2 separate regions of the Homo sapiens genome follow, and region 2 is linked to region 1. The links are chromatin loops, found by intact Hi-C in ENCODE. Cell type or tissue: heart right ventricle. All regions are shown on one strand. Each heading gives the region's core, and the rest is flanking DNA. Links, peaks and the distances in the headings are about the cores only.

Region 1 (2,500 bases), core at 1-2,500:
GGCACTGAGAAGTACCTAGAAAGATCCCACTACTGGGGAATTCATAAAGATGAGATGGCAGAAAATCAATTGTTATTTTAATGTCTAAAGCTATTTTGCTTTTGGTATAAGCATAAATCGACCTATTTTCTGAGATAGACTCTTCAAAGAATGCCAAGTCACCTTTGATAAAATAGTTAAAGCAGCTGTACCGTTTGACATTACTACTAAAAAGCTGAAAACCCTGGACCAGTTTGCACCTGTGAATCTATGATTTCCCCTGCCATCTTCCTTTTTAAAAATAATAATAATTTGTGTAGTGGATTTCTGTCTCCAAGAAGCACAATGAATCCAAGGCTTCATAAATTTACTGTGGAACAAAACAAAAAGTTGTTGACATCTCTAGGTTTAAAAAATTATTGACTTTTGCTTTTCATTTTGTTTGGCTGTTTGTAGGCAGACCAAACTGATAGTCATTAAGAAGATAAAATTCAGTAATAGAAAGATGTGGTTGGTCAAAGGAAAACAACTATTTAATCAGCTTCTTCCTGAACCAGAGTGAGGATGTGTGTAGGGCACATTGGGGGATTCTAAAAAATGGTCCTATAGGATCTTAGTAAGTCAGATATAGCCCTCCAAGGCCAAACTTAGTCATTACATGATACCCTGGAAACATCTTTTGACTAATTTTTAAGGTAACTGTAGTAGCTAACCTCCCTATCTTTCTGCTCCTAACTGGACACGGCTATCTACTGCTAGAGGATCCACCCCCCACCTCCACCCCCGCCCCACACACAACGTCTACAGTATTTTTGCAAAATCATCTTCATTCTCTGCGATCTTAAGAAATAGGGTAATTCAAAAACAGATCTAGCCAAAAGAGAAAAATAAATCAGCTAAAAACATGTATAGATGTTACAAGGTGACAGGAAAGTGCTTTGGAGAAAGATAAAGGAGAGGAAGGGGTGGGAGTGTTTGAGGGGCAGTCAGTGGGGTCTGAGAATGTGAGGTTTGAGAAAAGATTGAAGGCGGGAAAGACATGAGTCATGCAGACATGTTTGAGGGGGAGGAAGCGGGGGATAGTCAAAGCAGAAAGAACCTGCACACAAGCTCTGAGGTTGCAGTCGGCCTGTAGTACTGAAGAAGGGTGGAGAAGGCCTGTGCAGCTGGTGGGAAGCTGTGACAGTGGAGCAAGGAAGAGGAGAGGTAAGCTGTAACTGATGCTAGTTTAATCATTAAACATTGTACTTGCATGAAGAGAGGACGTTTTATTTTTCCCCAACTATTTGCCTTAAAAAAAAAATGAAGCATTGACTTATTTCACATATTTACTCTTACTCCCCACCTTGATTTTGAACCCATCAGATTCCGCAGCCGGCCCAGTAAACATTTCACCCTACTGGCTCACTAGTGCCATCTAGTGGCTAAGGTTTGCAATGACCACATTTTCTAACTACACATTTGACCGTGGGGGAGGGGCAGGGAGCAACGAAGTACCTTTTGCCAGAATAATACTAAGTGTGAAAAACTTTCTGATACCCCGACAGGGAAATGAAGAAGTTCATGATACAAATTGAATCTTCGTTTTCTTATGTCACGACTGAATCAGGAAATCTAGTATTCAACTATAGCAACAGGTTTTATTAAATGTGTTTCAAAGTTCACCAATGGAACTAAAGGAAATTTGAATTTCAAAGCATTGAAAACCAAAAAGATAGTACAAGTGAAGCAAAAGTGAAAGATTATAAATGAAGAGATAATGAGGGAGATAATAAACAGAAGTGGGATGTATGGATGGAGCAAAAAGAATAATCAAATATGACAGTCAGATTAGATTAACTATTGCCATGTCATTATTAAAAACGGACGAGTCGTTGTATCTAGAATTCAATTATGTAATAACCTATTCATGATGTATTTTTTGAACTTTAACATTTGTCCTAATTCTCCTTCTTTTAGTATTCTATAATAGTTTTTGGTTGGCATTTATAGAAACATGAATATCATTTATTACACTACTGTCCAACATAGTTGTTATTTCAATTTAAATGTACATTAACTAAAATCAAATAAAATCCAAAATTCACTTCTCAATTGCACTAGCCACATTTTCCTAGCACCTACCATACTGAACAGTGAAAATATAAAACATTTCTATCATTGAAAAAATTTTATTGGACAGTGCTGGTATGTTATTTCCCCAGTAAAAGTGATTTCTTTAATGAAAGTGTTTTGAACACATACTGTATACTAGATACCACTGTAGTTCATTACAACAGATTAAAAAGATAAAGTAAAACCTGGCTAGTCTAAAAAGCAACACTGGGGAATTGGGGAGGTTCACAGATATAACCAAGTATTTTCAATCTGTTGTGAGAAGGGCTATAATATTCATATATTCAATAACTGAGATATTAGGAAAGAGTTATTGGAGAATACATCATTTAAGCAGCATTTTAAGGATAAATAGGAATTTTACCCCTCAAAATAAGAATATCCATGGGTTTCACATCTGTGGATT
Region 2 (7,485 bases), core at 4,986-7,485, 330 kb before region 1:
CTTACAAATAATGCGTGCATACATATACATATGTATGTATAAAATATGTGTATATGTGTTTATATATGTAAACATAAATATAGACATAGACTTGTGAAAGAGACCAATGAAAGCAGATAATTATAATTTGAAATGGTGATTTTAATATGTATTCAGTCATAAAAGTGGACCAACATCAATAGAAAGGAAAGGACAGAGAGCTGAGGGTGTGTAAACTGCTGCTCTCTTTTTGCTGTTGGGTCAACATGTCAGCAATGCTTTCATATGGAGCAGCTTGCAGACATGAAACAAGGTGGTTCCTCCTTTCTTTGCCTTTGGATTGTGCTGTTGTTAGTGTCCAGAGACCAGACTGTCCATATAGGGTTCTTTTTGTGATTCTTTATTATAATCCCCTGAGGAAGTCAGACGAGCCTGGGGTTACTGGAGACAGTGTCTTGCTTGGCGTAGTTATCATCCACAAATCATCTGCTATAAATATATCTCAGAAGGATCATCATCAGGCCAGCTCAGTAGCCTGCAATTTATGAAGGTTATGAGAAACAATGTGAAGGGTGAAGCGCTTTATTAAGGGTGGCTTTCTTTTCTGACCCTGCCCTGACTTCTACTTGAATATAAATGATCCTGGGAGTAAGTGAACCTTTCCATTTAGGATTTAGGCTTTTAAATTGTCCCTTTCAGCTGTTATTCTTATGCCACTGTGTCATGACTTTAAGAATTTCTAAGAAACATCAAAATCAGTGTTACAAGATAATATGAGAAATCACTAGATGCAAAATAGAGGTATAACTGAACCTCACATTACATTCTTTCCTTTTTATGTATAAACCATCCAAAGCATTTTTTCCTCCGTTTTTATTCCACATCTGTCATGCTTTTTTTTCCTCTGGATAAAGTAACAGAACTGACCAAATTGCCTTGCGAAAATCATAATTACGATCTCTAGGGAAGTTGAAATAAATAAAATGTTTTTCTCCTTTGTGTTGCTCAATGTTCTTTGTTTTTAAAAGAAAATGTGTTGCTTAAACGGTGTTTCAAAATTTGTTCTGGACATAAACCCTAATTATTTCCTTTTAACATTTCCTTAAATGAATAAAAAATATTGTAAAGAACCAAAATGACACAAAACCAAAATGCCACCCAGGCTGCTCTCTTGCCGGTGATTTGTTACTGGGAAAATAGTTAAAGCCTGCTGGGGAATTATTAACTGTTTCCCCTTACAGTGTTTATCCCAGGCATTCGTTTAAGACGGGAAAGCCTTGAAGAGGGTCACTCTATTAATATGCATTAAGAAGTAAAGGACCAATTTTAATATTTCAAACAACTCCAGTGGATAACAGACCATAAACTTCCTGTTTTCACTATCAATCTCTTTTAAAATGGTGTTCTTGGCTATCCATAATCGCCCCAGGGGAGAGAAACAAGCGGAGGAAAAAAATGCAAGAGTGAGGGGAACAAATGATGGAAAATTGCTTTATTCAACTTCACCTGCCGCTCGAGAAACTCACCCTTACGAAGATTCCAGCACTTTATATGAATTACCCATTATGGTTTCCTCCCACCACATCACTGCACTATTTTAGCACTTGTTTTGCAAACCACCAACTGCGTTTACAAGTAGAAACATAATCAGGAGGCGAATGACCTTTTGTAGCATGTATCTGAAGCTGGTTTATCAGACACTTCGTCAGCCAACTGTCCAGGAGGCAAAATGACTATCTATGATGATAGATAGACAGACAGATAGATAGTTAGATTAAAAGGTGGGGAAACATCCCTTTTCCCTTTTTCCTTTCTATATAATCTGGTTTTTTCTCTTCACCCCTTTTCTCGCTTCTTCCCACCCCGTCCCCAAACCTGTTACTAGGGAAACTTGAAAAAGAATCAGATACATTAAGACTACAAAACGAAACAAAAGTTTAGACCCCGAAACCATGATTCCATTGCCAAGCACAAAGCAATGCAAGAGCCCAACGTCGGTCGCCGCACCGCGATCCTGACAAAGCCTGTATGGAGCCAGAACAAATAAGATGTTAATTGCAGCCTCGCAGAGAAAAAAATACTATTGTTCCAGCCAGAGACACTCAGCAGCTCGGTAGCTGGGATGTGCCCCCTCCGCTGCGGACTGGATCAATTCTGAATCCCGGTACTGAAATGACAGCTCTCTGGCTGCGACAGGTCTGCGCTGAAAGAAAGAGAAAGACGATCAAGTCCAGCATTCACTTCCCACCCTTCAGAGTCGCCTTCCCATCCTCCGCACCCCCCTGCCTCGCCTCCCAGTGAGTTTCTCTTACAGTTGGTCGCCGCCAGCCCCAGCGGTGGGAACTGAGGATGCAAAAACCTCCCAGACGCAGAAAATACCGCTTTCGGGACGTGCTTGGGTTTGAGTAGCCGTGACGTGCAGGCGAACCGCGGCCCTGGCTGGAGCTCCGTGGAGCCCCCCTCCCGCCAGCCTCTCCCCCGCCCTCCCGCCGGGACTCCCTCCTCTCCCACCCCGCGGCTCCCTTCGCCTTCTCTCTCACACACCCGCCCGCGCCCCCGGCAGGCAGAACTCCAGGAAGTCGCAGCGGCCGCGCCGCGCGAGCCGAGCCTCTGGCGGGCGGCGGGGCGCACCGCAGCTGTGCATAAGAAGGGCGCGCGGCACCCGGGACGCGCGCGCACACGAGCACGCGGGAGGCCGCCGCGCGGACGCGCTCCCGGGACACGCGCACCCCCCGCGCGCGCGCCCAAGGGAGAGCGAGCACTGCGCGCCGGCGCGCACACCCGAGACAGAGCTTTACTATCTCGCTCCCTCTCGCGCCTCCCTCCTCGCTGGGCATTCAAACAGCTTTCCGACATCACCAGCCAAGGATTTTTTTCCCCGCTCTCCTTAGTCGCCGTCCGTCCATCAGTACCTGCAGGGGGGAGGAGGAGGAGGGAGGAAAGCGGAAAGAGGAAAAAGCATAAGCTTGAGCCTTCCGATCCGACCACGAATACTCCTGTAATAAACCCACCGCCCCAACAAATCTGCCATAGCAGCCGCCGCCGCCGCCGGTCACTTCTCGTCTCAGCGCTTTCTTTGCTTCTTGGTTTGTTGGGGGTAGCTTTTATGAAACAAATCTTTGCTATTAAGCCACTTACATTTTGGGGGGTTCCTTAGAGTCTCCCTTGGGGGGGCTTCTCCCTCCCTTTAGCCCCCCTCGGTTTGGAGGTTGGATTCAGTTGGATACGGCGCAAGGTTCTGGGCTCCTGCTGGCTTTTTTTTCCTCTCTCTCATCGACCCCCCTTTGGTTCCCACCCCCCACCTTTTGCTTTTCGTATGTATGCATTTTTAAAAATAAATCCTGATTTTGGAAGCTGAGCCGGGGAAAATGGGCAACGGTGATTGGGACCGAAGGGGAGTCTCTCCGTCACTGTTGCTGGGACGCGTGCCTGTGCTGGTGTCTTAGAGCAAGAGCCTCCCTGAGCTTTCGGAGTGGAAGGTAAGGAAGGGGGTCCAGGGGTCACCTTTTCTCTGCCGGGGGTCGCCACCGTGGAGCTTTGGGCTTAATGTTTGAGAAGGGAGGAAAATGAAAGGAAAGGCTGTTGCTGGCGGATGGGGAGGCTGTGAGCAGATCCGACTGTCTGCATTTACTTAAACGCCGCAGTTGAAAAGTTAGAGAAGTCTGGTTTTCAAGAGATGTGCTGGGTCAGAAGGAATAAGCGGAGAGACCTAGAAAATCTGGCAGTTTTGTGTGATTGGGGTAATTTTATGAGGGGAAAATTTTAGGTTAAAAGGAAGTTAAGAGAAGGCAGTGGGTCTTCTATTGGGGGGAAAAATCTGTGGAGTGATGGCGCCGTCTATGTTCGACTAAACTAAAGTGTCACCCAGAAAATCAGTTTTGAGAATAGCTAAACTCAATGCTGGTTTGCTTCTCAGCAAGAGATAAATAAATAAATAAATAAATAAATAAATAAATAAAACATCCTTGACACCTCCGTGGCCAGCCTTTGCCCCCGCCCCCACCCCTTCTTTAAGAGGGAAACACGGCTTTTTGAACGGGCCCTGCAGTCCAAAGGGGGGTGAGGGTAATGATTTATTTTTTATTATTTAGAACAAAATAAGACTGTGTACTCCAGACTGATTAAAAATAAAGAGCATTATATTGAGTGCGCTCTCTTGAGCAGGCATTAAAGTGAATTCAGAGCTATTTCCTCACTCTCTGATCATTGATGAGCACGGCATTGCAGACATGCACTGTCAAATAAATGAAAGCAAAAGTACCAATTTCATTAGGAAAAGACATACGACCTCTTTTTGAGTTCCTGATTATAAAATGAAGTCCCCTTTCATGGATGGAATTCCTAATTTAGACACTTATTGTCACATTGGCTCTCAACGCCTACACTCTATCCTGAAGAACACTGCGCAGACCTGCATTGCCTGCAAAGTGCAACACCAAAAAAAAAAAAAAAAAAAGGAAATTATTTCCAGAATTTCTTACAACTTTCTCTGTTTTTTTTTAACCTTTAAATGCTCATTGGCTTTATTTTCTCATGAAGAAAATGCATTATTCATTGAGCTATTTGCTTGAAACAGAGAACACTGTTTTGATGGTCCCAGCAGTTCTGATGTTATTTTAAACTGCTGCTATATAGAGATTTAGAGTTGGGGCTGTGTTTGCCTATATCAAGACATAGAATTTGAATTATAATCTGGAAAATGCAGATCTATCTTCAGGGACTTCGGTCACTGGATTTGGTGTGCATGCGTTGGTGTGTGTTATGCAATGGGAAGGAAGAGGGTTTTATCCTTTGATTCAGAGAAGACCCAGGCAAAGGCATGAAAACTCTTAACTATCTATATGTCTGTATGTCTGTCTCTGTTTACAGAACAGTGGAAGAGACTGCAGCCTAAAGACTTTTAAAATTAACTTGGCATCACTTTTATCAGCTCAAAGGCTAAACAAACAAACAAAAGCAGTGTCATTTATTCTAAGAAATAACTTCTTAAAGGTTAAAGCTGAAAAATATTCAAGTTATTTTTGGATAACAACTTACAGAGGTAAATATAACCAAGGACTACTTTATTATCCAAAGCCAGGGTTAAAATTAAAAAAGAAAAGAAAAGAAAAGAGGAGCTTTGGAGTTGTTGTTGGAAAGGGAGCAATTTAATAATTGAAATCTGCTAGGAACAAAAATGTTAATGTATTTTATTACCATGTGTAAGCCTTAAATTACAGTTGATAAGATAATTTTTCAAAAATTAAAAGACTGAAACCAGCTCAATTACTATGGTTCTGGATTTTTTTTTTTTTTAACTGATATCACCTTTGGATACAGATACTAATACAGTGATCCACTTTATGTATCCCAAAAGGGCATGTCACATTGAAATGACTGCCCTAAATCCTGGTTCTCAATGGTGATGTTGAACAACAAGTCTTCCCTATGTATTTATCCATCTATGCCCTTTCTCAAATGATGGTTTTAAAATTAACTAATCCACATGAATGCCCATGTTTTTGCAAAGGAATTTCTGAGCAGTTCACATGGTGGCCCCTGCAAAGGCAAGTGGGGCATTTGGGAGATGATGTTCCATCTGTAATAAATTATTATTTGTGCTTTTAAAATTGTGGCCATAATTTATCATCATTACTTTTCACGTTTAAGAGGAGAGAAATAATGTGATGACAGCTGTTCCCAGATTATCAGATTAGATTTTGTATGATAGTGTTTACCGCAGAGGACAGAGAGAGAAAAGGTTGTATAGACTATAGACTGATTAATACTATTTCGACAATTAACATTTACATTATGACGTTTTAAAACTCCATGTTTTCCCTTTTCATTCGATAGAATGATAATGGACGTGGAGGATATCCTAGTAGATAAGTTAGGGCATTCCTATTAATAATCTATTAAATGTTATTTTTAAATTGAATGTTGCGAATTTGACCATTGTGAATGGCCACATGAGGGCGCTGTTCACACAGCAACAGATAATTTTCCTGTGTTATAAAATAAAAATTACCTGCCCTTCTTTTAAAAAGGGCTTTTTACTGAAATCTTGAAAACAGCTGGCTGTAATATTGAAAGGAGTTTATTTTCTCAATGCACGTAGACTCCTACTTGCATTTTACTTTCATTGCCATTTTTACAGGCCAAATGACATAGGATGAAGGCTGTTCGTAACCTGCTGATTTATATATTTTCCACCTATCTCCTGGTTATGTTTGGATTTAATGCTGCCCAAGACTTCTGGTGTTCAACTTTGGTGAAGGGAGTCATTTATGGATCGTATTCTGTAAGTGAAATGTTTCCTAAAAACTTTACAAACTGCACTTGGACGCTGGAAAATCCAGATCCAACCAAATATAGCATTTACCTGAAATTTTCCAAAAAGGACCTTAGCTGCTCTAACTTTTCACTCCTGGCTTATCAGTTTGATCATTTTTCCCATGAAAAAATAAAGGATCTTTTAAGAAAGAATCATTCTATAATGCAACTCTGCAATTCCAAGAATGCTTTCGTTTTTCTACAGTATGATAAAAATTTTATTCAAATACGTCGAGTATTTCCAACTAATTTCCCAGGATTACAGAAAAAAGGGGAAGAAGATCAGAAATCTTTTTTTGAGTTTTTGGTATTGAACAAGGTCAGCCCAAGCCAGTTTGGTTGCCATGTATTATGTACTTGGTTGGAGAGCTGCTTAAAATCAGAAAATGGGAGAACAGAATCATGTGGGATCATGTATACAAAATGCACCTGCCCTCAGCATTTGGGAGAGTGGGGGATCGACGACCAGTCGCTGATTTTGTTAAATAACGTGGTGTTACCCCTGAATGAGCAGACAGAGGGCTGCCTGACCCAGGAGCTGCAAACCACCCAAGTCTGCAATCTTACCAGGGAGGCCAAGCGACCACCCAAAGAAGGTAAGTGCCAAAGAGAGGGGAAGGTGAGCGGGGGAGCACTTTTGGGGGATGGAGTTAAAACGTGCTGTTTCAACACACAGGCCTAATTATTTATCCTTTATTGTCACTTTTTGATTCATTTGATTTGTGCTATTCACTGATAAAGGTCTCTTGAGCTAGTTTTAGGTTTCAAGGTTTTAGAGAGGGCGGTGAGGACTGGATAGCTCAGCAGCATGCGCTGGAAGTGAGGGTGGAATTTTCAGGAGAAAGATGCAGAAACCTAGAGCCAGCATGCACTAGAGATTGGTGAGGAGGGAGAGGGGTTTCTTTATTCAGGCTGCAGCCCCTCATGGTGACACACACACGCCCCACATGTGAAGTGGATTTATAGACATCTCCCTTCTGTTCCAGCCCAGCAAAACGTCCACTTTACTTCCTCTCTCCTATCCCCACGGAGTCCTTCCCTCTCACTCCCCACCCATTTCCAGGTCTGATCTTGGGGCATCTTGACTAAAAGGTAGTGCAAACTTAATAGTTTGCCTGTTTGGACCAAATGACTTCCTGACACATGAAGGCAGGTGTACCCCCCTTCTCCCCTGGTCTGGAATTTTATTTG

The links. Hi-C counts contacts between places; a loop is a spot of excess contacts. Peaks named below come from ENCODE experiments on the same cell type or tissue, not always from the same donor. Only the 100,000 strongest peaks of a DNase experiment are listed, where the experiment ranks them.
Region 2: a loop joins it to region 1, with 4 times the contacts of the local background. A loop is called at or near these places in 50 of 110 quality-filtered maps.

Annotation. Positions count from the first base shown.
Region 1 is chr6:68,966,853-68,969,352 of GRCh38, forward strand. The region is part of intron 8 of ADGRB3 (adhesion G protein-coupled receptor B3); the gene reads left to right. Among named protein-coding and RNA genes, the nearest start is that of ADGRB3, 330 kb to the left of the region's middle. RefSeq lists an enhancer at 1,225-1,519. In heart right ventricle, for the core only: a CTCF peak has its summit at 1,396 (motif pointing left); a DNase peak (open chromatin) is centred at 1,439.
Region 2 is chr6:68,632,543-68,640,027 of GRCh38, forward strand. ADGRB3 (adhesion G protein-coupled receptor B3) reads left to right here and starts at 2,740. Exons shown (of 32, transcript NM_001704.3): 1 at 2,740-3,458; 2 at 4,849-5,020; 3 at 6,119-6,890. The coding sequence starts at 6,134. LOC127898563 reads left to right here and starts at 3,348. Exons shown (of 1, transcript NM_001414704.1): 1 at 3,348-3,425. The coding sequence starts at 3,348. The coding sequence ends at 3,425. It overlaps ADGRB3-DT (ADGRB3 divergent transcript), which reads right to left and starts at 1,782. Exons shown (of 2, transcript NR_125872.1): 1 at 1,643-1,782; 2 at 121-514. RefSeq lists a silencer at 2,479-2,688. In heart right ventricle, for the core only: a CTCF peak has its summit at 5,935 (motif pointing right); a DNase peak (open chromatin) is centred at 5,928; H3K4me3 peaks cover 1,527 bases; H3K27ac peaks cover 606 bases.